7 separate regions of the Mus musculus genome follow, and regions 1, 2, 3, 4, 5 and 7 are each linked to region 6. The links are chromatin loops, found by intact Hi-C in ENCODE. Cell type or tissue: heart. All regions are shown on one strand.

Region 1 (4,000 bases), 660 kb after region 6:
TCCAACTGATGCCTTGGTGGGACCAAAGGGCATTTGGTGGTGAAAGGGACCCCAAACCTTCTGCCCCCTGAAGCCCCAAAGCTGTTCATCAGACTAGATGCCAAAGAACCATGTCACTCTAATTAACGTGTATGTTGGCCAGCATCTTGGCCAGTTTTATGAGGTTTCACTGGCAGGGTCAGAGGGTCTGATGCTAGTCTTCTCATGAGGATTAAGGATTCTAATGAATCATGTGACTGTGACTAGACCTGGATGACAGCTGTCCTTAGGAGACTTACTTACCCACCCCCACCCTCAGGCTTTACACCCTGGAGGTCTCTCTTTCTAGTCCCAGAAGGGAGGTCTGGTCTTTAAGGACCAACCAAAGAGGATGCTCTCCAAATTTGTTCTCTTCTGCATCTTGGCACAGACTGTTACAAATGTTATATATACACAAAAGTATATTGTACATTTCTGAACACCTGCACTTCTGTGCATATATACATATAGACTACAGAAGAAAAGAATTAAATTCAGCGGTAGGTGTGGACTTGCAGATTTCATCTGGTCTAGCCACATCTATCCATATGATAGGTTTGAAGATGGTCCTAGTTCTAGACCATCAAGTCTCATTAATTAGTGGAGATGAGAGTGGTGGGTTCCTCTTCCTTCTGTGGGTAGTTATTTCCAGGGAACTCTTGTTTATTAAAGATAAATAAAAAGGATGTTTCAACAGGAACTGTTTTAAGGGGGAGGCAGAACAGAGAATTAGGTGGGAAGATGGAAATGCAGTAGGGGTCAGATGACTGAGCATCCCTATCTCCACCATTTCCTGAACTCTTTATTCTCTTCCAAGACAGCTGCTGGAGCCTGTTGCTTTTTCACACCACAGATACTTCATGCTGCCTAATATTCTACCGAGCCAGCCTAGGGGACTTGGATCTGTCTCGCCTGGGGCTAAGAGAATAGTTTCTCTAAGAAGAAAACAGTTCTAATTCAAAGATGCTGGATCTGGCTTCCTTTAAAGCCTGAAGTCGCTGAAGTGGCCATAGAACTATGGGGTCCAGAGGACTGCCAGTCTCAGCCAGCCTTTAGGCTGGAGAGAGGCTGTGGGCCTGCTTGGGGACTAAAATGGATGAATAAGAAACCTGTAAGAAATGTAAACAGATGGAATGGCAAGGAGGAGAGCGCTGGAGATTGTTCAGGTGTGAGCTGAGGTTTCTGAGTTTGTACTGGGGATGCCTTTGCACACAGTGAGGTGCCCCCTCCCTAAGTGGCTCTTGTTTTGCACAAACAGCCCCACCCTGCGCACACACTGTGGGTCTCAGTAGGGACTGAGGGTGTAGGTGCTCAGGTTTTGGGGGTGGTGGTGAAGGGGCACTCAGAATCAACAAGACAGGGCGGGGAAAATCAAAATCAACCAAGGAACCAGCCTTCCATTTCTGAAAAGCCGCGCTCTGGCCCCCGTGCTTCAGTTCTGAAATACGAATAAATGGAGTCAGATCCCGTACTACACTCCGGGGACAGAGTTTTAATGTAAACGTAAAATATGCTTGTAATAATCACTTGTGGGCCCTGAAGCGCCACTAGAATGAATCTCTGTTTAATTATAGGGCATGAGAGGAGTATTACCAGCTAATTAAACCCCATCCTATTTGTAATTCCCCCTCTGCTGCTACCGACTTTTAAATGCGAAATTGCTCTTTCTTTTTAATGTTCTTACATATGAAATTTTAAAAACACGAATGAACTGAAGCGAGAAACAGGGTGAAAGGGGGCGGGGCAGAAAGGAAGAAAGAAGGAAAAGAGCCCCAGGCCCTGGTCCAGAGTCAAATGGGCATCCAAAAGAACACAGGCCTGGCCTTCAGCCGGGGGCTGCGAGAAGCAGCTTCCTCTGGATTCTACTGGGTTTCTACTTCCGCTCTTTTCCAGGAGGAATTCCACCCGGCTCTGGGGCGTGCGTCCGACAAGCCCCTAGGGGGAGAAAGGAGAAGGGTGAAGGCCGGGCTAGTAGTCGCTGCCCGCTGGGCAGCATCTGGAGGCCCGTGCGGGATGCAGGCGAGGGGGATGGAGCGGCGCCGCTGGAGGAAGTGAGTTCACCCCAGAGGGAAGGGGAGGAAGGAGCCTGGGCCGTGCGCGTGAGTATGGGGGAAAGAAGTTGCGAGCTCCGGTCCTGAGGCCTCGGCTCTCCCAGGAGGCCGGTTTGCCGGGGACGCGGTTGCTGAGGCCTTTGGTCCTTCGTGCTCCCTGAGAGCGGGAGCACAAGGTGTGACTTTGGAGCTTCAGGCCTCGGGATGGAAGTTGGAGGTCAGCAAAGCACAGTCGGTTTCTGGCCTACCCAAGCGAGCGAGCGTTCGTTTCTGAGTCTGATTCTGATTCTCCTTGCGCATTCCCTATCACGCCCTCGCTGTTTTTCTCCTATAGCTTCGGTTTGTTGATCGTTAGAACGTGGAGTTATTTGCACTAGAAAGCCAATGACTTTTGAATAGTGACTGAATACTTGTTAAGATAGAATAACATGCTGTGGGAGCCGTTGTCAAACCTGGTGCTAGCTGTACCATCTGCAAGCACCTGTATCATGGCCTGGGTGCTGCGATGCAGCCTGATGAAGTCCTGTGCTTCTAAGAAGGACTTCAAACTGGTGGGGAAAGAAGCCAGCTGGGAGAACAACAGCGCCTGTCTCTTCCCTCACTTCCTCAACTGAATGTGGAGGAGTTGTCTCCAGGCTCTTGCTCACATGGTTGTCTGGACAGAGGCAGGGATGCCCAGGGATGCGAAACGGTTGAGAATAATCTCGCACTGCATCTATGTGCTCTTCTGCACGGGGGTGGGGGTGGGGTGGGGAGGAAGGGGTTGTGTCTTTATTTCCCCATCCCCCAAGTCGGGGGTGGGGTGGGAGGAAATCGCACCTCTCAAGGTTTGTTGAGAAGGTGAGAGGTCTGGCTCCCTCTATTGCCTGAGGTAGGACTTGCTGAGGCCCAAGGTAGGAAAACCAGAACCCCTCTAAGTGTATTGGAGGTAGAGATATTATTGTCAGAATTTGGGGGAGCCTTTGTCTACAGGGCACTGCCTAGGCAGCTAGGTTTGAGTGCTCTAGATCTAGGGTTGAAACTTTTTCATCAGTTTAGTGTCTTGGCCTTCCACTCGGCTTTCAACTCCACCTCTTGAGGAAGCCCCCACATACTTTTTCTCGGGCCCTTGCTGGGTTGACAGGCTTTTTAACAGGATAAAATATTGTTTTCATCTTTTATATACATTCACGCATAAGATGCAGTTGAGGAGTACAGGAAGCAGGGCTTTGCTTCCAGCTGTCACATGGGTCCCCATCTGCCACTAGAGTGCTCAGAGTGCTCACCTCTCTTCCTTTCTCTCCCCTTCCACCCCCACCCCCACCCCCACCCCCACCGCCACCGCCACCCCCACCGCCGCCTTTCCTCTGCCTTCCTGTTCACAACTCCTGGAGCACCACAAAGGGGCTTAGGGATTCTGGTCCCTTCAGGCTAACCAGAGCCCCCCCACCCCCGCCTGCTTGGAAACGCTCCATTTTCCCACAGTATTTCACGTCCATATTACTTTTCACACCCTGTTAGGCAATAATGGCACGGAACCTGCTAAATACTCCCATGCACCAAGCCAGGCCCCCCACAGCACGCCAGATCCCGAGAAGCGTTCTTGCAGCCTTGAAGACTGTTGCTTTCTTCTCTCCTCCTCAGACTGACCACCCTGCCCCTGCTTAATAAAGTGCTGGGCACACAGGTCTAGTGAAAGTCTTTTTTAAAGGGGGGGGGGTAGGAATGCTTAGCCATTGAAAGACAGGGCTCGGGGACAGGTGTGGCTTCTCTTACAAGCTGACATCAGATTGGTGACTTGAAATAATGACAACGCTTGCTTTGGCATGAGCAAAGCCCTGGATTCTCTCCCCAACAGCAATAAATACAGAAATAAACAAAGAGGGCCATTTCCTTGTTCAGGGCATGGAACCTAAACCTCGTTAGTAACAGCTTGTGGACACCCTTTCTCT
Region 2 (4,000 bases), 200 kb after region 6:
GGAAACAGGAAAACTCTCTAGTACTATACAGCTTTCCTCAAAAGTAAACAATAGGTATATATTTTATGAATATAAATTTTAATTTGCTAGTAGTATTCCTAAGGAATAAGTATTGTGAACATCATGAAGGTATGTGAGAGACAGGCTTCAGTTAACTTTGCTGTATAACTGGAGGTTATGATCAGTGCAGACACAGCTAAAAGAATAACTGGCCTTTGGTGAGCCAAGCCCCCGCACAGGAAAGAACATTCTATGATCAGTGTCTGATCTCATTTCAGAGCACCAGGCACTGCAGATTACCGGAGAGATGGTTTATTTTTTTTCCCACAAGTCCTATTGTCAGAACTTAAAACACAAACTGAATTATTAGAACATCACAGCAAAATCCAGTCACTGTATATTTTGGAAGAAAAAAATACAACAGAGATAGAAAATATAGCTGGGGGTGCTCTTATATCTTGTGACATATGATATATTGATTGATTTAGATTCCCACTTTAAGATACAATAATGGGCCACAATTATAGCCCTGAAAGTTATATTTGAGGAATTTATGATTTTACTCTTCTTTGGATTGTGAAAGGCACACACGGATTACTATGTCACTGTGTGAATACACACCACTGCCACCAGCATCCCACCCTACCCTGGACATTCAGTGTCCTGGCCTGTAGTATTGCAAATACCTGCAAGCAGTGAGCATTCAGACACACACACAGCAAAGGCAGTCTGTCTGCGAATATCTGGCATACCATCAACAAAATGTGCAAATATGTAAATACACCATTTAGTGTTTAACTGACACTTCTTAGTGTTTATTTACCATAGTCTGCAGTTGCATAAGAAAAGACTAAAATTTCTGTCTGAAATCCAAAAGGGTTTTGGTGTGGGTTCAGCTAAGAATGGCGTGGATTTCCATCTTGGTTCCATTTTAATGATTGTGTGTGTGTGTGTGTGTGTGTGTGTGTGTGTTTCCCAAAAGCTCTAAAACGGGAAACATTTCTGGGAAGCAAAGTATTTGGCCAGGAGAATTTGTCTTTCCCTGTCACAATCTTTAGCTACCATTCAGCTAAATGTTGTTTGGAATAATATGGCCCTAATGCCCCTATCTCCTGCTGAATTGCTCAGACGGGTAGGAGATTAGAGTGAAAAGAGGTGCCGGTATTATCTATGCGAGTGCGCCAGGGTCATGCTACACTAACAAGACCGCCCCAGCCCGGGTGACAGAACCCAGCTGCTGGTCCGCAGGCCCTTCATGTCAGAGGGTTCCACTTACTGTGGGGCCAGTCTGCAGAGAGCCTGGATTCTAAGTAGGTCTCTTCCAGCTCTAAGTGAGACACTGACTTCATCATTTTTTGCCCCCTCACCCCAACCCTCCTCTCCCGCTTTTTTTTTTTAAGGAAGGGCTTACGTGTAAAATCACTTACCTGTTTAACCTATGAACTTAAAGAAAACTTGGATCCCCACTTAAAATACCTAAACTCGGGTTTGCCTTCGCTCCATCCTCCCAGTAACTGTACTAATAAGTCGTTTATCACAAAGACAAAACACCGGGTTTCATTTTATGTTGTCCTTACAGTACACAGGCCCTCAACCATGAGGTTTGGTGAGATGAGGTTTTAGCTCAGGGTTCATTTGTTTTATATCTGTCTTGTACGAAGCGATGCCCTGTGCACAGAGAACACGGTGTGCCTATATTAAAGAATTGTCTTGTTTTTTTTTTTCTCTCTCTCTCTCTATTTTTTAAAGGAAGTAAGTCTTCCTTTGAGTGTTGCTTAATAGATATGTATATTTATATTCGTATATATGATGTAAATAAAGACTTTAGCATAGGATTTGGTGAGTGGCTTTCTTTCCTTTCCCTGCCTGTTTCTGGAGTGAAGGGTTTTAGGTTAGTAACACACAAAACCTGGTAGAGTTGTTTAGCCAGTAGAGGGAGATAGAGCTATCCAGCAGCTTTACTGGGTACTCTTTTTTTTTTTTTTTTTTTAGTGTGACTGTTTCTTAAATGCTCCACCAATAAGAACACTTTGTACATATCTTTTCCTACAAGAGTGAAGCTTTAAATGAAAACTATCCATACCTCTAAGGAGAATCAGTCAAGAGAAGATTATAAGAGTAGCCTTAGGAAAAGAGAATCATTGGAAAGAGAAAGAACTTTTTAAATTATCCTCCTCTTCCCATTGGACACGCAGACTTTGTGTGCCCCGGTACAGGGGAACACCAGGGCCAAAGGGGGGGAGTGGGTGGGTAGGGAAGTGGGGGTGGGTGGGTAAGGGGGACTTTTGGTATAGCATTGGAAATGTAAATGAGCTAAATACCTAATAAAAATGGAAAAAAAAATTATCCTCCTCTAACTACCACAACTTAGAAAGACTACTAAATAAACTTGCATTTACTTAGTGGCAAAATAGTTAAGGAAACACTCTTCAGAGATAAGCTCAAGGAGACCTCAAAGCTTGATCCTGCCTTACACTTCTGGTGTATCAGTGATCTCAATGTGTTAATGGGTGGCATAGATTTCGTCAGTTCATTGAAAGCGTTTGCACAGGCAAGCTTAAAAACAGAAACAAAAAGCATTTCAGGTTCCATAGGGTTTTTTTTTTTTTTTCATTTATCAACGCTTGAAATTTTAGTTAAGTGATTCCAAAACAGAGTCTCCATTTTATATGATGCTTTTAAGTTCTCAAAGTATTTTTATAAGCACTATCTCATTTTAAAGCAGTCTGCTGTTCTTTAGGCTATAGTCATCTCAGCTAGCATTTTAGAACTTAATGAAATTGTGTTACTAACCCTTCCATGACGAGTATAAAATGTGTCGAGGTGGAAACTTTGCCGAGAGCTACTAAATTATTCTTTCAACACCCAGAAACCTTTTGCACTTTTATTTCAACAGAATGAAGTTCTATTGAGTTTCTGTGAAATTAAATGCTGTTATGAATTTGTTGTGGCCACTACTGCTGGGGATTTTGTAGAAATAACTAGATTTGTGGGTGTGCCCAGATGTGTCCATCATAGAATAAGACTTTTGAAATGACACTTTTGAAAAAATTGATGAATATGATAAAAATGTTTTGTTATTAAAAAATTATATTGTGGTATTTTTAAATATACCCAACAGTGGATAAATATTTTTATTGGTTATTTTCTTTATTTACATATCAAATGTTATCCCCTTTCCTGGTCCCCCCTCCCAGAAGCTCCCTATCCTATGCTCCCTCCCCCTGCTTCTGTGAGGGTGTTCCCACTCCTGCCTCCCTGCTCTTGAATTCCCCTACACTGGGGCATCGAGCCTTCACAAGACCAAGGGCCTCTCTTCCCATTGATGTCCAGCAAGGCCATTCTCTGCTACATGTGTCTGTAGCCATGGGTCCCTCCATGTATACTCTTTGGTTGGTGGTTTAGTCCCTGGGAGCTCGGGGGGGTGGGGAAGTACTGTTTAATTGATATTGTTCTTCCTTTGGGGTTACAAAACCCTTCAGCTCTTTCAGTCCTTTCTCTACCTCCTGCATTGGGGTAGAGAAAGTCCTACCTCAGTCCGACGGTTGGCAGTGAGCATCTGCCTCTGTATTTGTCAGACTCAGTGGAAGAGAGCTGGACCCGACCTGAAGTCAGTCCCCAAGTCCCTATAGGGCTAGCACTCATAGTATCAGAAGGTGTTATACAAATTGCCAATGGAGAAAAGCAGCCAACTTTATCCATCTGTAAAGTTTAGGAGGCACAGCAATGACTTATTCTGCATGATAAGCCCCGTGGGGCTATAGAGACCCATACATCTGGTGGAAACAACTGTCTAATTAGACTTAGCTAATCAATAGGAGGGAATTCACACCTGGTACTGGAAAACCTAAGCTGGAGAAGTCATAGACCCTACAGGAGAACCCACTACTGCCATTCTCCTAAACCAACATCGGTTTTGGTTTTGGTTTTGGTTTTGTTTTTTGTTTTTTGTTTTTTTTTGTTTGTTTGTTTTTTGTTTTTTTTTTTTTTTTTTTTTTTT
Region 3 (4,000 bases), 630 kb after region 6:
TCCAGCAACCGCTAACACTTACTGGAGAAAATGTTACTGAAGAGGACAGGAGAGAGGGGAAGAGAAGCAGGGGACAGAAAGGAAGCTGAAGAAACAACACTGGTGTCCATATGTGGAATCTGCATTTTACAAATGTTGCATATACCTTGGTGGCTCGGCCAGGAAACTGGAAAGCCAGTGTCTAACTCCACGCTGAGAGCCCTTTGCACAGGGGTTTGGGCTAGGGCTCCGCCAGCTCCTAGCGACCAGGTCACTTTAGTGCGCCCCCCTCCCCACTTTCACCCGCTCCCCACCCCCACCCCTCGCTCCTCTCCAGCAGTGGCCCTGCGGTCGCTTCCACCAATGGCTCTGGGTTCAGAGTGAGCGGGCGGCAGCACATTTGCCCTGGTGGCACCACAGGCACCAGCCAAGCCCGTAATTTCAAAGCAAACAAGGCTGAAATGTTGGATTCGCCTCCATCCTGACAAGATCTACGCTTTTGCCGCCAATTTGTTTTTGCAGCTCTAGTTCAGGGCACTTGATTGAGGAAATGTCGAAAATAGCGGCGAGGGTTTTCCCTAATGAGACCGGGGGTGTTGGGGGAAGCGGTGGCCTTCCCTCAGCACCCGGGGCTCCGAGGTGAGCAGTTAACCCCTTCATGCCCGCATCGGGCGAAAAGGTCTTGGAGGAAGATATCAACCCCTGGTTAGTTCCCAGCGGAGGATCTGTCCTGACCGGAACGTGGTGGACTTGCTTCCTCCAGTCCACTCCACAGAAGGGCATGGGAATGGAATGAGAATTTGGCCGGAATAAAAGGGGAGAGATCCAGCATTCATCCCAGGGCCTGGACCACTGGTCGGTGTCGGTACACGAGTAACAGTTCCCACAACCCCACCCCCACCTCGATTCCCCTGCGTGGGAGTCGTTGCAGCACTCTGAGCATCGCTGCCCCACCACCGGAAGGCCTCACTCGGACCGCTGACTCCCAAGCAGCTATCTCCGGAGGTGAATTTAAAATAAAAGCAACTAAATATTAAAAAAGGAAAAGAAAAGAAAAGAAAAGAAAAGAAAAGAAAAGAAAAGAAAAGAAAAGAAAAGGAAAGAAGAGGAAAGAAAAGGAAGGGAAAGGAAAGGAAAGGAAAGGAAAGGAAAGGAAAGGAAAGAAAAGAAAAGAAAAGAAAAGAAAAGAAAAGAAAAGAAAAGAAGAAATGAAGAGGCAGGAGGAAAAGATGTAAATAATTATTGAGCGCAGCTTGGTATCAGGCAACACTCTCCCTTGATCCTTTTAATCTAGCTCACATCCCTCTTTCATTTCCACCACTGTTTGAATAAAGAGAGAAACTAAGGCACCCAGAGCACTGACCTCGGTGTTGAGGCGGCCCTGGCTACCTCTTGAGTTTGGTGTATTTAGGATGGGTACAAGATAAGCCAGGTCAGAGTTGGTCCTGCCGCCTGCAAGCCAGATTGATTGGGAAGACACTTTCCCAGTGCCCGCAAAGGCTTGAGGTTGAAGGTCTGTTCCTTTCTAAATGACTTCCAAGTCGCTCACCAGCTTTAATGGCCTTCAAAATAGAGTAAAACAACACAACCTGATTGCAATTAGAACACCCGGATTTCTCTAAATCGCCTTTCCACCAGCTTTGAGGGCATCTTTTTGTGCGGAAGCATTAGTTGTGTTGTTAGAGGACACAGACGCGTAAAGTGAAAGATCTGCACCCTGAGAACTACAAACTACATCTGCGTGGTTTCACCAGAAAGTTCAGAGAATGGAAGGCTTGATATGGGTGCAAGGGGGGAAGCTAACCAGAAGGCCTCTTATGAGGTGGAAACACTCAGGAAAGACCTAGAGGCAACAGTGAAGTGTAGGTTCTTCTCTAGCTTGGGAAGGTAAGCCTTTTTTGTCAAAGAGGTTGTCAAATCAAAAGGTGCCAGACCCACATTTGGCGACAATGTGGGAGTCTGGTTATCACCAACATTCATTTCACAGCTCCACTTCTATCTTGGAGAATGGCAGGTTGATCTAGTCTTGAGCCAAAATTCCAACCAGGTTTAAGATCGAAAGCCCGAGGTTTGGAAATGATCAAAGTTGGTCGTCTGTGACTAGCTTTGGAACTTGTATCAAAGGGAATTTTCAAGAGCAGAGACAGTAAAACGGCACTAGGGGCGCTCTCACCAGAGACCTTGACTGCATGAGCCCTACACCTTTGCTCTTTTCCCTGGGGTCTAATCTGACATATACCTTGGCCAATCCGAAGTTCTTTCTGAAGTCACACTCTCCTGTAGACGGGAAGAGAAGACCCCCAGGAGGTGACGAATTGCTCGAGAATGAACTGTGCCTTCTGTCGGCAAAAGAAAAAAAAAAAAAAAAAAGCATCAGTCCCACGGATTTAGTGAAGTCTCCAAATGTATTCGAAATGGAATTCTCCTTTTCCTGTATGCAAACATTTGCCTCCTTTGAAGTTGGATGCTTTGCAAGAAAAATGCGGTTCCACTTTTTTAGTCCTAGGGTTTGGGGCCTGTGTTGACTTAAATGAGCACTCTCACACAAGTATTAAAAAGAAAAGCATTCTCTTTTGGAAAATAGAACAAAGTAGCGCTTCTCCAATCAGAGTGCAGATACATAATCTGTAACAACAAATTTGCCTCCTAGTGCTGCGCATTTCCAGCAAGCATCCTGCCTTCTCTATTTACATTATAACTTTGCTGCCTGCAATTATTTTTATTTTAATTTTCTGTCACTTTAACAGAAACCAGATCCTTTTCTTTTAATGTTTTGTACACAGCATGTTCAATTTGATAAGATGTTCTTTCCTATCCTCTTTTAGCTAGCCTTTCCTTGTTTAGAGTTCTGTATCAGAAGTTTCTAATATTTCTCCCTCTTTTTTTTTTTTTTTTGAGAATTTGTCCCTGTCTTGCTTTATTTGTTTGTGTGAAATTTAGTTTGAAAGGAGATCAGAGAGAGCAGGAGGGGTTTGTAATAAGAGAATGACCGAATGACCCAAAGGCTGATTATCTATCATTAACTGGAGACTTGGTGTACCCAAATTACCAGGAAGACCTCAGTCTGCCGGATCCTTACCCAGCCAGAAAGGCAACCGTGGAATGCACACTCTGAAAAAGACTCATGACATTGCAAGTGAGGACGGTGCTTGAACATATTTTCTTAAAGGAATGCTCCTTCCAAACTCAGCTCCAGTTGAAGGGATAAATTACTAGATCATAATATGTTATGTACAGGTAAAAATCTGTATCCCAGTGCTAACTTTACCAATGTTTTTTGCAACTAGCTTTCTCATATTGTTTCATTAGAACCAAAATTGCAGTTAATTGTCTAAACTCCAGAGAATATTGAGAAATCAAGACAAGCTGCTTTTGATCTGCTAAACCCAGGCCTTGTAAAAATCGAAGTTTGCCATTAATATTGACAATAAAAGTGTTTCTTTTTGTTAACCTGAAACCTAACCTATCCTGGCTCAAGTCCCTTGTCTCTAAGCAAAGACTGTAGAAGAATGCAGGAAAGGCTTGGAGTGAACTGTCAGAGGTTAAAAAAAAAAAAAAATCCATCTATGCCGTGCAGCAAATAAAGTCACGTTGGGGAGTCTTCCAAGGAGTACCCTCAACATGGCAGTTAGAACTGGGAAGGAAAGGGGCTCCAGTCACAAGTCAGTCCTTCAGTCCCACAAATGATGCCTCAGAAGCTCCACGTGTTAAGCAGCCATTTCATTCCTACTTATCCTCAATCCCAGACTGCATGGCATGCTTGCTTAAATCCACTGCTAGCTAGTTCCAAAGAGTATAAATACAAAATCATAGCCATGTTCTCGTCTGAATTCTAAATGACTTGTTTACAGCTTGGAAGAAATAATTCTCTTTATAATTAACTTTTATTTGTATTATTGCGGGGTTTTTTTAATTGCTTATTTTTAAGTTCTGTGAGTGAAAGCCAGGGTCTACCTCTCAAATGCACATCCAGCACTGAAATATTTCTGTGTGTGCAATTCTTTGTGTATGTTTTATAAAT
Region 4 (4,000 bases), 650 kb after region 6:
TTGGGAAGGGAAACTAATGCGGTTTTAATGGGGGGTGGAGATGGTCAGACCGCCTGACCATCGCCTTCCCTTGAAAATCTGGTTTTCATATTCTCGCTCAGTAATCACCCAAAGCCATAACTGTCTCTGAAATTATTCATTAAAGTCATTTTCAGGGATTCTCACAGGATGACTCTTACGTTTATGATCTGAGAGCAATGACATCAGCCTCTGTCTTTTTTCCGCTTTTAATTAATGCTCTGGAAAGACAGGGTTGGGGGAGGTTGTGAGCCTGGGGAGGGGGCGGGAGGGGTGGAACTCTTAGGCCTCTCTGCTTTGGCGCGGTCAGCTGAGCGCCGGCGCGCAGACATCCTTTGATTAAGGAGGGTATTTCGAGGAGTGCAGGCTGTGCAGAAGATCACGGCTGTGCCCTGTGGTGCTGTCAGCAGTGACAGATCCCAGATGGGGCCCGCTACTGTATGGCAGATTGAGTTTCTCAACAGAAAACTCACCCTTCCTCCTAAACGTCTTCAAAAACCTTCTCCGGATACTCCATTCATCCAGGTCGTGTCGTCTGAAATAGAAACAGTCCAATCCCAAAGTTGGTTTTGTGTGCGTGTGTGTATGCTGGGTTTATCTCCACCACCATCCCCTCCCTTCCTCTTCTCTCTGCACTGTCTCTCCTTTGTGCATCTTGGACTCCTGAAGGCCACTCAGAGCATAGATGCGGTGAGTGGGGGGGCGGGGGGGAGTGTCCCTGTTTACCAGGCTCAGGGCACCAAGTGGTGGAACCAGCACTGAGGTCCCCCCACATGCACCCGGAAAGCAAGGCAATCCTGTGGGTAGAGAGATGCGGGCTAAGGCAGTGGGTCGCTAGGGGAATTCAAGGTGGACCCAATGAGTCACACACTCTGGAGAGGAAAAGCTGGGGGCGGGGAGGGCGGGAGATAAAGGAAGAAACTGAAGGCGCCTTGTCTCGACTCCAGCCAGCTTAGTTCTTTGGAGAAGCAGTGTGGAGTCCTAAAAAAGGAGGCTGAGTCTTACCGTTGAGGTCGGTGCCGGTAGAGAATGGGAGGGAGTCTGCAGGAGCCAAGCACCCTAAAGAAGAGGAAGAGAGCACGTTGCTGAGATTTGAACAGCGACCTGAGAGGTCAGACTGGACCCAGGCCTCCTCAAGGTGAGAGGGGACGACGGGTGGAAGCCCAAGTTTCTACACAATACTCCCCCAGCAAATCGTATTGTAGAAATAGGAACTTATTGCAAACTGTTCTTTAAAAGTAGTTTCAGAAATGTTCCAAACCTTTGCTCTGCAGAAGCAACGGAGATGGAGATTCTTCCCTTTTCCCGGCCCTTCGGTCCTTCTCCGGAAGAGCTACTCTGGCCAGCTCTGGGCTAGGGGCAGTGGCCGAAGAGAAGGGGAAAGTAAGGTTGAGAGCACTGGATTCGAGCCCAGCAGAGAGCGGTTTCTAGGCCCCACCCACCCTCCCCCCAAGGTTTTCTTAAAAGTGAATCTTGGCGTGGTTTTTGCAGACCAAACATCAGAAACCCGGGAGAGGAATCTAGAGAGTGCATTTTGTTCTGTTTTGCTTTAATAATAAGTAGTGTGCCTTGTTAAACACCCTATTACCCCCGCCCCCTTCTCCCACAACCTCTCTGGAGAAGAGTCTTTCCGGAGCGCCTAGAAACCTAAAAATAACACGCCACGCTGAAGGTCCGGAGAAGCCACCGGCCACCTCTACAGAGTGGGGATGCTGCCCGTGAAAGGTCATCACTTTCTTCACCCCGACAACCTGACAACAAAGCCCAAGCAGTTGATCCTTTCCTTCCTTTGAGCCCAGGATCCAAGCCCGAAATAGATGGGGAGGCCCCAACCCTACAGCCATGAGGAAAAAGTGGTTCCTCGGTGACCACCGTGGCCACCGTGGCCACCGTGACTATCTTTCGAGTTAGAGCCTTTGGTCAAGTCTAGATGTCACACTTTAAATGCCTTCCAATGTTCCCCTTCTCGAGTCTAATTTTTGCAAAGAAATGAGATGGGACCATCAGACTCTGCCTATGTTGCTGCCATCTGGTGTGCGAGCAGTCTCCAGCTTGTGCTCCAGCTTGTGCTGAGAAGCACGGCTGCAGTACCTTAGGGGTAAACCTATGATGCCAACCCCACTCACCTCCGCCAATGTAAGTTCTTCCTCCCCTCCCCTGACAATTCCAGCCTCGATTATCGGGTTAAAAAAAATCGAAAAAACTCTTTATATAAAAACAAAACACGCTGAATTTCAAAACGACCGCTCACCTCCTCTACAAGACAGCTTTTGTTTTCTTTGGCCGTGGTGGATGAAAGGAGTTTATTTTGATTTTGTTTTCTTGTACCCACATGTCTTGTAAAAAGGTTCCTGTGCACGGGCCTGCCTCCCCCACCCCATGACCGCGGGGGCCTTGCTTCCAGACTTCGGTCCCCACCACTTGGGTTTTAAGCCCTCGCCTGGAGCCGAGGTGTAATTGTGACCCGCCCTAGCTCCGATCCTCCCGGGGATGTGGTTGGCCTGGCCAGACTGAGGCCGGGACCTCCCAAGTGGCGGCCTAGGCTCTCGAGAGCTTCGAAGTCCGTGCCTCGCAGCCTCCTCCCCCTTTCTTTCCTCTGCGGACCTTGCTAGCTTTTTCTCTTGGCTCTGTACTTTGCTCACCTCCCAGCTCAGAAAGGGTAAATCTTTTCTCTCTTTCTGTTTGCTTTATTTTTGTTTCTTTCCCCTGTCAGGCATCTTATTAGGGCTCGCTTAGTCGCCTTCTCATTGAAACCCCAGGTCCAGAGAAGCTAACAACCTTGATGGAAATCTGGGGCAAAGAACTGGGAGCCTCTAGCCGGCCCCCTCCGCGCCGCGGCGCAGTCGGATCCCGGAGCGCTTCTGCATAGCGTCAGCGCGCCGGGTAATTTACCTTTCCTGCGCGTCTGTCAATATGACTAATTTCCACCCGGGTCAAAAAGCCTTTCTCCGGCAGTCCATCTTGGAGCGCTCTCTTAACGCGGTAGACGGGGGTGGTTGTTTTGTTTCCACCCTAGAAATAAATACTCTTGGGGCGTCTCTGCCCGGGCAACCCTGAGAGGAGCAGGCGAATATACACCATGTCAATTAAAAGCAGTTTGCCTTGAACTACGAACTGTGATTGGGTTTCAACGACAGCGACTTGCTGGCCTTTTTAATACACATTACCTAACTCGTCCTTGATTCCAACGCTTTCTTTAGAAACATATTTTTTTTCCCAAGAAGAAAGTAATTATTGCTCCAATTCTTCTCCATTGGGTGCAATTCCCTAGTGAAACAGGGTCACAATTCAGGGTGTGTTTTAAACATCGGATATGATTGCTAATCTGACCTAGACTATATATCATCCAGGCGATGTTTTACAATAATTTTTAAACTGCTACCGACCTCTAACTGCGAACCCGTGCTGTGGAGGCCTCCAATGGAAGGCTGGATGATTCTCCAGTGACAGACTCAGGCTTCTACAGGCTGAAACAAAGGAATGGGAGACAAGGACACTCATAGTTGGGGACACCCACTTAGGTCCCTTCAGCTCTGAAATATTTTACTTCACTGATACAGGTGTAACTGGGACTGAAAAGTCTTCAACAGTAAGAACACAACTAATAAAATTTAACAATTTAACAAACTTGAACACACACACACACACACACACACACACACACACACACACGACTTGGGGAATTTCAGGAGAACCTGAAAACTAGGAAGGGAGGCCTCTGCCAGGAGAGGTGGCACACCCTGCACCAGGATGCTACCTAGTTGCTACCTAGTGCTCAAACTACAAGCATTCCTTAACCATCACACCTGTCTCTGGTGATATCTCTCTCTCTCTCTCTCTCTCTCTCTCTCTCTCTTTCTCTCTCTCTCTCTCTCTGTCTCACACACACACACACACACACACACACACACACCTTTCCCTCTCTCATCTGCTGGAGCATTTATAGCCTAATGAAAGTATATCCTTTAGGAAAAAGACTGTC
Region 5 (4,000 bases), 850 kb after region 6:
CCAGAAATACTCTTAATAACAACCTACATGAGAGCTATTTGGGAAGAGTGTTGGTTATCTTTTTACTGTTAAGGGTCTCAATTTTGTTGCATAGGCTGCCTTCAAATACACAGCCTTCCTACCTTGGCCTCACGAGTTTTGAGATTCCAGGCTAGCACAACAGTACTGAGTGAGTTTCAATTACCCTTAAGATTTAAGGGGGAATGCTGAAGCCAGGAAATCTGTAGACTCGGCTCATAATGATCTTCTCAGCAACCCGTATGTCACAATCCCTTTCCTAACAGCATCCACTGTTTCCTATGGCGACTGCACAGAATGTCAGCTCACATTAGGGACAACCTGAGTGCGGTCCTCAGATTCTCCTGAGACTCTTAATGCTGGATTTCTGCTCATCTAGTTTTTCTCTCTGAAAACTGACCAGAAACAATCACCTACGTTCTTCTCTTTTTCCCTCCCTTAAAACATTTTTGCTTATTTTTAACTGCATCTTTTTTTCATCTATACATTATAGAACAGCATGTTTTAGATAGCTTCCACACCCTCATACTCTGTCACTGGGGAGATGAACAAATGTGTAGTGTCTTAAATACCTAAAACATGTAGATTCTAGTTTTTAATTTTTTTTTTTTAATTTGGGGGTTGGTACTGAGGATTAAATTACTATGTGGTACCTCTGAGTTCTATCCCCAGCCAATATCCATTCGTGTGGTCTTCCTATGTAGTATCTTACTTACGGTTCCCCGTCCCTCTGCTCCTCCCAGTTCCTCCCACCTCCTCTCACATCCAAATCCGATCCCTGTCTGTCTCTCATTAGAAAACAGCCAGGCTTCGAAGGGGTGGTAATAAAGTAAGATAAAACAAGAACCAACACACCAGGGGCTGGAGAGATGGCTCAATGGTTAAGAGCACTGACTGCTCTTCCAAAGGTCCTGAGTTCAAATCCCATCAACCACACGGTGGCTCACAACCATCTGTAATGAGATCTGATGCCCTCTTCTGGTGTGTCTGAAGACAGCTACAGTGTACTTACATATAATAATATATATATATATATATATATATATGAACCAACACTGGACCAAACAAGCAAACAGAAGGAAACCCAAGAAATCACAAGAGTCAGCGACCCAGGGTCCCAGTATGTAGTCCAGGCTGGCCTTGAACTCACATTCCTGCTTCAGCCTCCAGAAAGCCACTCATGACTGCTACTCTTTTCTACTTTAAAAGTTGCTCTTCTCACAGGTCTCTACCAGTGGTTCCTCTTCATTTTCTTTTGTGAAAATAAACACTATCAACCTGTCAGGATTCTCTAATATCTTTTCCAACTCGTTATTAAAATTTGTTTTCGGATCTTGAGAGCTAACTCAGCAGGTTAAGACGCTTGTTTCAAAGCCTCTTGACCCAGGTTCGATCCCTGAGACCCACATAAAGGTGGATGAGAGAACAGGTTGCTCAAAGTTGTCCTCTGACCTCAGGACATGCGTGCATGGCACAGGGCCGGAGTGTCTCTCTCCTCACGCATGTCACACACAGGACACAAACAGTGACAGTGCATAAAAATAAAACTCGGCAATTGACGTGCTCAGAATGCACGAGATGGCGCCTGGGAATATTTTCTAAGGAAGGAACAATGCCTTCAGAGCGGGAGTGGGAGAGCAAACATTACATGATTAGAATGGAGGCCTTCTTCCGAGCCTTTCAGTTTGCAAGGCTTGGCTAATGTTTGAGTTCATAACAAGACAAACTGACTGGTTCTGTCCCAACGGACACCTTGAAGATTATACATTCCGGGTGTGCAAACGAGTGGTCGCTGACTCCTGTGCCTCCCTTTGGTCTCTTTCTTCTGTTTGCTTGTTTTGTCCTGTTCTGATATGTTAGTTCCTGTTTTGTTTTATTATGATTCCTTAGCAGCCCGTCTGTTTTCTTATGAGAGACAGAAAGGAAGCAGATTTGGACGGGAGGCGAGGTGGGAGGAACTGGGAGGAGCAGAGGGAGGGGAAACCATAATCAGGATATGTTATGTGAGGGGGAAAAAATCTATGAGAAAATTCAATCAAAGGAAAAAAATTATACATTAATCCATTAACATGGTCAATCTTGCCAGAAAGCTTTAAACCTGCACAGCCCTAACAGAAAAGCAGCTCCAAGGGCTGCAGGGTCGTGTGAATAAATCTGACCTTTAAAACAACCAACCCCTATTCCAGTCAGCAGAAGGTGAAGAAACAGGAAGGCTCAGCGGCCATTTCTTATTTGCCTGTCTCTACCGCCACCTGCTGGACAGCAAGAGGCAAGAACTTTCTTCTTTAATGGTCTAAGTTTGTTGCTTGTCCTTGACTCATTCACATTTTTAACATTGGATTTAGATCTGAAAACGGCGCTGGTAGCGGCCTCCTGGAACACCAGCATTCGCGAGTTTCTGAGACTGGCACTGACTCTTCATGCCTATCACGGTGGTCTCGCTGCATGATGTCCCTGCTCCAGGGAACACAAGGGATACCTCATTATAGCTCAGTGATTCACCCAAGCAAGCAGGTGTAAATAACTCACGCTGGAAGTCCAAGTCACACATGTGAACACTTGGTCTGCAGATTTATCCATCTAAATTCTACTGGCTACTTGTTCCTGACAACGCGACAGCATAGGCAATCCCGGGAGCTGGACGACGGCATACCTTGAAGTACTGCCATTCCTTAAATTCATTTAGGTTACAGTGTGTGATCATGACTTTGGATCCATCAGGCCCCTTTGTCAAACACTGGTCGTACTGCATGAGCTGGTTTGCTTCATTGATTCGGAAAAGCTATTGAACAAACAAAATGGAGATGTCTTTCTCGCCAACACATGTTTTATGAAAAGGATGAAATATAACTCCTATAATTAACCTGAATAACTTATTCTATAATTTTTGTCCATGTTGGAGACCTCTAGTCTGCAGACAAGAACTACTGTCATTCTGAGATTAGTGAAGACTTCTATCAATATAAGAATTACACTCTTAATTCTTTAAGCCTCTAATACACAGAATGGGTAATTAACACATTTATCATTACCAACAACAAAAAAAAATTTAAAAGCTAGAAGCAAGCCTAATAGTTTTTTCACAACTGAAATTAGACATATGAAAATCCCTACATTAGGAAGCAAGAGAATATGTGTAAAATAATATTTGTGTAAAATACCTACCGGTACCGGAAGTAAACCAATTTCACTTAGTAAACCCCATTTGCAAACCTTTAGGGGTTAGGCTTACTCAGTCATCATTAGTATACGTTCCCATGTTCCCACAAGAACATACTTTTATCACTTGTGTGCAGACATTTCTACATTTCCCTATTTAAGTGAAATATTTTAGCTTTACTGAACATTTTTTATTAAGTCAAAATTAATAAATTAAAAACCAAACAAAGGGCTAGAGAGATGATGGCTCAGAGGCTAAGAGCACTGACTGCTCTTCTTTAGGTCCTGAGTTCAATTCCCAGCAACCACATGGTGGCGCACAACCATCTATAAGGAAGTCTTGGCACCCTTTTCTGGCATGCAGGCATATATGCAGGCATAACAAATGGATGGGTAGATGGATCTTAAAAACAAAACAAACAAGCAAACCAAAACCCAAACCCAAACTAAACTCGTCTGTCTGTGACCAGTGAGTCTGGTGGATCTCAGTGCTGACCAGCCCTGAAGGAAGGGGACTCACCTGGTTCCCACCCATCCTGTGGCAGGGTCCTAGCTCCACGAAGCCTCCATTCGTCTTCCCCATGCTATCAATACAGTATGCAGTTTCGAGGCCTCGGATCTAAAGGATGAAGAGAACCAACACACAGGAAACAGTATGGTTTGTAACAAGCCAGCACCCGAGTGTGAGACTTCCAAGTTCAATGTACTGTCACGGAGTTCAGGGCTGTTGTGGTGCCGGGCTGTAACTAGTATCACCAACCTGTAGGTCTGTTTTAGCATCCATGTGACTGAGAGGCACAGAGAGGCGAGCTCTGTAAGTACA
Region 6 (4,000 bases):
AAGGCTCCTAATCTTGTGGTGTATCTTACAGAAGAGGTGCCAAGAGGCAGTCTGTCCTCATCTATGAAGATTTAAAAGTATTCACACGCATGTGCCTCTTGCTGCTATCACACAGAACTTGTTTCATTATGAAAAGTCAAAATTAAACAGAGTAGCCATGACTGTGATGGGGAACCTCACATGCAGATAAGTCGTTCAGTGTGGACAGTTTGCCAAAGTCAAATTGTGAAGTTGATTCTTAGAGGAGAGGTGGTTATCACCTCGATGAGCCTTTTCAGTCTGCCCCATATTAGATAAAAGAAGGGTGAGATAGTTCAACTCGACTTTTAGGGGAACATTGGAGAATGGCACTTCTGGGCCAACTGCTAACATCCATTTATAAAGAAGGTGACTTTGACCGTCCTACTGTAGACCAGTAAAACACCACGTTACATCACTCCTGAGAGTTGTAATCTGCATTACTGCATTATGCTCTTGACTTGGATAGTAAGTGACTACTAAAGTGTCTGTTGAATCAGACTATCACACCACTGAGCTGTATTTCCAGAAACATTCACTGGGATCTTTTCATGGTGCTGCTAGAACTACTTAAATATGGTTTCTTATATCCGTAAGTTGTTGAGCCTTTACGCTGCTGGGAAGAAAACTGAGTTGTTTTTACAATGGCATACAAACTATTAAATTTCAAAAATTATATTCTAATAATTTATATATTGTTATATCTAAAAAATAACAAAATGCTATTTGGCAGCTATGAACAGTTCCCAGTGAATAAAGTGCATGCTGTATAGACACAGAGCACTGGGATTGATGCTCAGAGCGCATGCTAACAAGTCAATGCTAGGCATCGTGCCTCATGCTTATATTAAGACTCTTTTCAAAAAGAAATAAAAAAGAGGTAGAAGCCACCTGAAGAATGACCACTTACATTGATTTTCGACTCACACACACACATGAATGCACTTACATACAGAATGTGTACACTAAAGTGCGTGCACACAAACACTCACACACACACGAGAGAGAGAGAGAGAGAGAGAGAGAGAGAGAGAGAGAGAGAGAGAGAGAGAGAGAGAATGCACAGTTGCCATAAACTTTTGTCTTTGTTATGTGATTTTAAAAACTATCTGTGCCCAGGGGCACCCCACCCTCTCAGAGAAGAAGGGGAAGAGGGACCCTGCCCTGTGAGGAGGGACGGGGAAGTGGGGCCAGCAATCAGAATTTTAGATGAATAAATATTAAATTAATTAATGGTGCAAAATTATCTTCACATAACTACTGGTTCATAAAGAAATAGTGGGTTGCTTTTAAAGAACTAAGAAATTATTTGATTGAAAAGTGTCATAATTACTTTTTAAAATATTTTTATTAGGTGTTTTCCTCATTTACACTTCCAATACTATCCCAAAAGTCCCCCATACCCTCCCCTCCACTCCCCTACCCACCCACTCCCACTTTTTGGCCCTGGCGTTCCCCTGTACTGGGGCATATAAAGTTTGCAAGTCCAATGGGCCTCTCTTTGCAGTGATGGCCGACTAGGCCATCTTTTGATACATATGCAGCTAGAGTCAAGAGCTCTGGGGTACTGGATAGTTCATAATGTTGTTCCACCTATAGGGTTGCAGATCCCTTTAGTTCCTTGGGTACTTTCTCTAGCTCCCCCATTGGGGGCCCTGTGATCCATCCCATAGCTGACTGTGAGCATCGACTTTCATAATTACTTTTTTCATTCAAAGAATCTGTTCCAGATTATAGGACTGTTTCCATGTTCAGAAATCAGTCCATTATAAAGTTAGACGCTAGGTGGCAATAGAAATCCCCTAACTGTCCATGCTCTTGTCTTTGCCCGGTACCTTCACACTAAAATAGTTTATTTCTGATTGACTTCATTAGTTTCAGGGAGAAATTAGAAGCAGGAAGTGATATTTCCATTGCATGTCTCTCAGTATGATTGCATTTTTCCTTTTAAAGAATTGCCTTTAAATGAAACAAAACATTTCATCTATTTGTCACAAGATTTAGAAAATAACTTTAGTGCACATATATGTACTTGGAATATGTTTATTCCATTATGAACAGATATTGACATGTATGGTCATAAATACTAATAAATGAGTCTTCATTTTATCATACATACAAAGTTGAAATGCATGCTTTGACATAACATCTGAATGTGATACATTAAATTTGTAAGATGTCATCATGCGGTGGTTTGGTTGTGCTTTAGTGCTACACTTCTAATAATGTGAAGACTTTTCTTGAAGAAGTGAATTAGTAGTAAGTTGTTTTCAACAAACATACTTTTCTTAAAATCTAACAACTGAGAAGAAGGGAAATAGTCAAGGAATAAATATAAATTTAATGTAACAGTGCTTGCTAAAAGTATTTACCCAACTTTTGTTGGAATGTGTTCAAATTGTTACAAAAATGACTTTAAGGAGAAAAGGACAATAAATATTACATGTTTGGCTGCCTGTTCTCTTTCAATAATATTAATATTAACTTTGAGTCACACACAAAAGATTGACCACCAATTTGTTTTTGGGGATGAGTTTAAAGAGCTAAATGTGATATATGGGTGTCTATGTGCTTTAAGCTACTAGTTGCAAATATGCTGTAATTCATTAGTTAATTAATATTTCCCCCTACATCACTTGAAGTTAGATGAGTTGGAAGGAGAGTTCCTGGTGAAATGATAACATATTTTTTGGCCAAAAATAACAATAGGTCTTAGAAGTCACTTTCCTAATTATTTACTGCCATTATTTACTGCCAATATTAATTGATCAGCCTTGAGACTAATATTCAAAATATTGTGTTCTTATTTCATCATGGTGAAAACTCATTTCAGATTAAAAAGTCTAAAGACCCACTTAAATGTATAATTCTGTATATTCTGTAATGCTTGATTGAATGTTGAATTTAAAAACGAACCCACAAGCTATTGAGGAAGGACTGTGATTGATAGTGTGATGATTTTGAAGCAAGGTGTTCTTATTCAAGGGACAGACAGAACTAAGGAGTTATGGCCACTGTAGGAAAGTTTCAAATATGTCATCCAAAACAGCTTGCTTGTCTCCCTCTCTCTACTCTCTCTCTAATATATCTCAGAGAAGACTAAGAGGGAGGGAAGGAAGGAAGGAGGGAGGGAGGGGAAAGAGAGAGAGAGAGAGAGAGAGAGAAAGAGAGAGAGAGAGAGAGAGAGAGATGATAAATGAAGCAAGATATTTAAAAATGGATACCCTTAAGGTATGTTGGTTTTAGTTGTGTAATCTGCTTATATGTTTGGCATTTTTCAAATTAAAAATCTAGGAGAAAAAAGTCAATCATCTTATCTCTTGAAATACACTACCGAAAACAAACCTTTGCTACTCTTTCTTACTTGCTTGAAAGAATCTACCACTTTCTCTAGATGTTCTTTCGTTCGATTATTCCCTTAATGTATTTACTTGGTTTCTTAGGAGTGCTGACTTTGGTTTCATGGGTAAGAATTATACTTGTTTCTTGAATGGATTGTAGTCATGCACAAGGAAAGATTCTTCTATTTTACAAACATTGCCAGCCACTTCTACTATGACCCCAGCTAGGCTGAGCCGAACAATCTTCCAGGCTGAGTCATTCACTCTCACGGCAAATCGAAACTATGATTCTTTCTAAGCCAAAGCAGGGTTTCAGGCTCCACGAAGCATGTTGTTTTTTTGAGTTGTCAGCTAAAGCATTTGCTCATAGTGTGCATCTTTGTAAGAACTTCAGCATCAATAAACAATTTAAAGTGAATTTACTTTAGAAACATGGAACATCGATGTCGTGTCTTTTAGGACGTCAAAGAAATAGCAGACACCACTAAGTTTGTCACATCTATCTGAAGCAAACAAATGTCATTTGCTATTTGGTTTGTCACATGAGTCAATAGAAGAAGGCAACACACAGTAAAAGAGAATACTTATGATATGAGTGTCTTGAAAAGGGGGAAATTGTATTTATTTGTTGCATTAGCATA
Region 7 (4,000 bases), 670 kb after region 6:
TTCTCCTCCTCCTCCTCCTCCTCCTCCTCCTCCTCCTCCTTCTCCTTCTTTCTTCTTCTTCTTCCACCTCCTCCTCCTTCTTCCTCTTCCTCTTCTCCTTCTTCCTCCTTTTTCTTCTCCCTCTCTCTGTTTCATTTTGAGACAGTGTTTCACTGTATAAATCAGGCTGACTTGGAACTCACAGATATCCTCTCCCTCCTGGAGTACTGGATTAAGGATGTGTGCTAGAATTCTATTTCTTTAAACTAACTCTGCTTGTAATTTGAGACCTTTGAACAAAGTAATGGGTTCCCTAGTGAGAAGTACAGTAGCAAATCTGTTTGGTTTTTTTTTTTTTTTTTTAATACTGAAGTCTAAGGTAAGATAGATGAAAATCATTAGTCAAGTCAAATAAGGAGGGAAATTAAGTAAAACACCATTCATATAGTATTCAACTGACCCTTCTCAACACACAGTCAACTCCCAAATTACCCACTGGGGTGGGTAGCAATCAGAGGAGCTAACAAGGTTGACTCACCATAAGGATGATGTTATAAAGCTCCCTTGCTTGTGTTGGGGGACTATCTTCCCTTAGAGCATGGTTTAAGGAACTGTCTTCCAGCTTCCTCTTTCCTACTCACCTTGTCCTCATTGGCCTTTACTAAGCAGGATTGATGGTGCTTGGCTGAAATCCAAACTGACTCAAGGAACAGTTGGGATGTATAGAGGACCAGGTACCTTCCCTGCTCTGAAGTTCTTTTCCTTTAGTCACCCATGTGGATGACTTGGGAGCTGAAAGGACCCTAAGCAGGACCAGGTTTCAGGGAATCGCTTCATCAGAGAGCAGAAACGAAATGGGAATGAGTTGCCCAATCTCAAGAGCCATTGCCAGATGTTGTCCTAGAATGACAGATATTAAAAGCCCAGCTATTAGGAGGGCAGACTACTTGCTTACACTGGCCATAGAGGAACTTACTGGCAAAAGGATGAGAGCAAAACTCAGTATCACTTAGCTTTGCTTGGTTCCTCTGGCCTCTGAGTACATCTTGCCTTTCTCTGGTATCTCTTGCCTCTGTGTGCATTTGCCTTTCATACTTCCCTCCTGCATCAGACTTTATTCTGTTACAAGATTCAGCCCGCCTCTCCTCAAAATCCTATGATAAGACTCAGGGGTGTGTCATTTTTCAAGGAAAGTTTCTTGAGGGTAGTAGAATATATCTTTTTTCTTTATTTAGTGCCAGATACTGAATAGGTATCCATCAAATGCTTGCTGGATATGGTGACACTCAGTGTTAAGTAACTTTAGTTTACCATCGACATTTGAAGGAAGAGATTTTTCTGAGCACTGTTTTTCCTGTGTGTAAAGTGTGTGTGAGACTGACAACAGCCCCTAATATTGTGAGCAATAAATGAAAGCTGAATGCAGAAGTCTTTGTTAACTGATTAACGATGTATGGGTGATATTATGATGACTGCAGATGCACATTTCCCTTGTGTGTGTACATCATCAGACCTGCATATTATTTACACGTGCACGTGTGTGGGGTGTGTGTGTGTGTGTGTGTGTGTGTGTGTGTGTGTTATTTCTAGCACTGTACATTGGGTTGGAAAAAACAACTTCCAACGGTTTTCTCTAAGTTCTACCATTTTAAAAGGAAGCAGGCCAAAAAAAAAAAAAAAAAAAAAAAAGCACACAATAATAACTCTTTTTCTCCTTTTCTTGGTGGTAAGGGTTGACGCCAGGGTCCGGGGCCCTAGATAAAGGTGTCTCTACCATTTTAGCCATAGTTCTGTGAAACTGTTCAATCCACCTGCTTAAAACACAAACTGCTAATTCACGAGCCACTAGACGGTTACCATAAAGATCAGTTACCATTTCTCTATGACTTATTAAACCTTCTTGCTATAATAGTATCGTCGAAGGGGAGGGATCTAGCTTTTCATTTAAATTCCTCATTAGTCTCTTGGAGCAATTAAAGAAAACATTATTCCCTTTACATGCGTGAATTAATAAGGTACCAGGTTGTCCGGTAGAGCGGGGGATTCCTTTAGCCTGATTCCTTGCCACAATGGCAAGTGAGTGGTAAGTAGCCATGGAGATCCTAACCTCGGGATGCCCTTTTTTCTGTCCCCTCTTGGCTCCGCAGAATGGTGTAGAAGTTCTGTGCTCTGTGGCGCTTTACTGACTATAATGCTTTAAGTACCACAGTTAGCTCTGTGGGTGGGTGGGGGTTGAGGGCTGAGGAGGTAGCTCTCCAGCAGCCTGACGTTCCTCGTGCACCGGTCGGGGTCGTTGGATTAAGGGGTCGGTCTGCCAGAGCCGACTTTGTGGGGAGGAGAGAATGAAGAGCGCCCCAGCTGATCCTTGGTCTCCTGGTGGCACTGGGAAGGAGCCAGCCTGCCCTTTACCGCCTCCTCTACCTCCCGCCTTGTGTTCTTCTTTAAAAAGCCAGATGGCGCCATCTCTCAAGTCGTTCAGTAGCGGAGGGCTCCAGGGCTGGCTGGCTTAGAGAGAGCTAGGGGGCGGGTGGACCCTCACGGCTGGGGCGGGAGCTTTCTGCCCGCCTCTGCAGACACCAGTTGGCTTTTCTCTTTTTTCTTCTCCCACACCCCTCGCAAGATGCCGACAAGCCCAAAGGAAAGCGGAGTGTCCTGTGTGCCACATGGAACTCGGGGAAAGGAAATGATTAAAGCCGTGAGGTTTCCTGGCTCTTCGTGGTGTTTACGGTGGGTTTTGATTTGGGAAGAGAGCAGGAGAGGTTATGGCCGGTTGCCATCTGCCAGCGTCCTCAATCTGCCTGGGCTACAGATGACATAGGGGCGGGTGGGCACGTGCGCTCTGTGTGCACATTCCGAGTGTGTGCAGGAGCGTGTCTCGGAGTGTCTTGTGTGGTGGCCTACCTGGCAATACATGCATGGTTAAAAAGAAGAGATCTTCCAGCTTCAAGAGGAGGGGTTTCAGGTTCTTTCAGACATCTGAGGGGCTGCATCTTTCTAAAGTGCACACGTTTCTTTTTCAAACACTATTTAAAAATTTTTGTAATGTTTCCAGTCTTTGCATACTGTAAATGGACAGGAATAGGACAGAAACCCCATCATTAAACACTTACATTGATTTAAATCAAATTCCACTAAGTGAAAATGCTTGTTGAAATTTGGAAAATATTTTTTAATGTAATAATGACATTTGGACATTGCAACTATAGACAATAATCATCAAATCTGAAATTAAGATAAATTTAATAAAAGTGATTTTTAAATGCATTGGAATGTTGTGGGAATAGAGTTGGCGTATGGTCTATAGCTATCTTAGGATTTTAATTTAAATGACAGAAAGACATACACCAACACATAAAGTACTCAGCAACATTAATAAGGACATGTGTTGTTGATTTTTTTAAAAAAAATAATGCTGGTCATATGTTTATATTGCAATGTACACTTTGGAGCAATGTCTTTCTTCCTTTCTTTCTTTTTTAGAGCAGTGGTTTTTAAACCACGGGTTGTCAACTATTTGTTCATCTTGAAACCAATACTGTGGGGGAGAAATAGCTGGTGTCAGAAAGTTTGCAAAAGATCCTGGTGTCTTAACAGCTGCTGGTAGAATGGCTGAGGGCCATAGTGAGTACTTCAGAGGCTTGGTGACTGATGCGAGGGTGAAGACTCTTCCACTGCTTTTACAGCCCCTCTGCTCTGGTGCTGAGAAGCAGGTACTATTCCCATTGCTCAAACCCCAAGGCGCTGATTAAAACACATCTAACACTTTTCTAGGAGTTGCCCTTCTAGACTTGACCTTGGGAATGGCAGCCATCTCCCTGTTGAGAGCATTCCAGATGCTGAGGTTGCCTAGCTGAGCTAACACTCAACTTGGGTGTGGCCTCTGTGTCTCCCTCTTACCCTGCAAATGTATGAAGCAAATGGCTTGAGATTTCTGTACCATTCTGTCAGTCAGGAGGAAAGGAGAGTCCCATATCTTGGTCAAGAGGAACCTGCCCACAAACTCCATTTTAGGTTTCCTAGT

The links. Hi-C counts contacts between places; a loop is a spot of excess contacts. Peaks named below come from ENCODE experiments on the same cell type or tissue, not always from the same donor. Only the 100,000 strongest peaks of a DNase experiment are listed, where the experiment ranks them.
Region 1: it touches region 6 in a loop (7-fold over the local background); 7 of 42 quality-filtered maps call a loop at or near these places.
Region 2: it touches region 6 in a loop (5-fold over the local background); 2 of 42 quality-filtered maps call a loop at or near these places.
Region 3: it touches region 6 in a loop (6-fold over the local background); 2 of 42 quality-filtered maps call a loop at or near these places.
Region 4: it touches region 6 in a loop (5-fold over the local background); 8 of 42 quality-filtered maps call a loop at or near these places.
Region 5: a loop joins it to region 6, with 6 times the contacts of the local background. A loop is called at or near these places in 5 of 42 quality-filtered maps.
Region 7: a loop joins it to region 6, with 6 times the contacts of the local background. A loop is called at or near these places in 3 of 42 quality-filtered maps.

What each region holds. Positions count from the first base shown.
Region 1 is chr8:57,338,994-57,342,993 of GRCm38, forward strand. The region is part of intron 1 of Hdnr (Hand2 downstream lncRNA); the gene reads left to right. Among named protein-coding and RNA genes, the nearest start is that of Gm34030, 5.9 kb to the left of the region's middle. In heart, CTCF peaks have their summits at 1,971 and 2,943; a DNase peak (open chromatin) is centred at 2,008; H3K4me3 peaks cover 2,380 bases; H3K27ac peaks cover 2,994 bases.
Region 2 is chr8:56,882,457-56,886,456 of GRCm38, forward strand. The region is part of intron 1 of Gm33501 (a long non-coding RNA gene); the gene reads right to left. Among named protein-coding and RNA genes, the nearest start is that of Gm33501, 4.3 kb to the right of the region's middle. In heart, a CTCF peak has its summit at 1,928 (motif pointing right); no DNase peak of the experiment used is centred here; H3K27ac peaks cover 1,712 bases.
Region 3 is chr8:57,312,297-57,316,296 of GRCm38, forward strand. Hand2os1 (Hand2, opposite strand 1) reads right to left here. Exons shown (of 6, transcript NR_154048.1): 3 at 2,219-2,318. Among named protein-coding and RNA genes, the nearest start is that of Hand2os1, 6.6 kb to the right of the region's middle. In heart, a CTCF peak has its summit at 2,140; DNase peaks (open chromatin) are centred at 395, 535 and 2,135; H3K4me3 peaks cover 3,804 bases; H3K27ac peaks cover 4,000 bases.
Region 4 is chr8:57,331,478-57,335,477 of GRCm38, forward strand. It overlaps Gm34030 (a long non-coding RNA gene), which reads right to left and starts at 3,663. Exons shown (of 4, transcript XR_378998.4): 1 at 2,911-3,663; 2 at 1,280-1,371; 3 at 1,024-1,077; 4 at 214-553. It overlaps Hdnr (Hand2 downstream lncRNA), which reads left to right and starts at 958. Exons shown (of 3, transcript NR_131041.1): 1 at 958-1,156. RefSeq lists an enhancer at 1,651-3,414. In heart, a CTCF peak has its summit at 2,053 (motif pointing left); DNase peaks (open chromatin) are centred at 454, 904, 1,664, 2,484 and 2 weaker places; H3K4me3 peaks cover 4,000 bases; H3K27ac peaks cover 4,000 bases.
Region 5 is chr8:57,528,931-57,532,930 of GRCm38, forward strand. It overlaps Galnt7 (polypeptide N-acetylgalactosaminyltransferase 7), which reads right to left. Exons shown (of 12, transcript NM_144731.4): 10 at 3,698-3,796; 11 at 2,672-2,800. Among named protein-coding and RNA genes, the nearest start is that of Gm51574, 9.3 kb to the right of the region's middle. In heart, CTCF peaks have their summits at 2,279 (motif pointing left) and 3,486 (motif pointing right); DNase peaks (open chromatin) are centred at 1,971 and 2,231; H3K4me3 peaks cover 505 bases; H3K27ac peaks cover 575 bases.
Region 6 is chr8:56,680,907-56,684,906 of GRCm38, forward strand. No RefSeq gene overlaps it. Among named protein-coding and RNA genes, the nearest start is that of Fbxo8, 130 kb to the left of the region's middle. In heart, a CTCF peak has its summit at 1,793 (motif pointing right); no DNase peak of the experiment used is centred here.
Region 7 is chr8:57,351,340-57,355,339 of GRCm38, forward strand. It overlaps Hdnr (Hand2 downstream lncRNA), which reads left to right. Exons shown (of 3, transcript NR_131041.1): 3 at 2,600-3,241. Among named protein-coding and RNA genes, the nearest start is that of Gm34030, 18 kb to the left of the region's middle. In heart, a CTCF peak has its summit at 2,425; a DNase peak (open chromatin) is centred at 2,462; H3K4me3 peaks cover 2,074 bases; H3K27ac peaks cover 1,674 bases.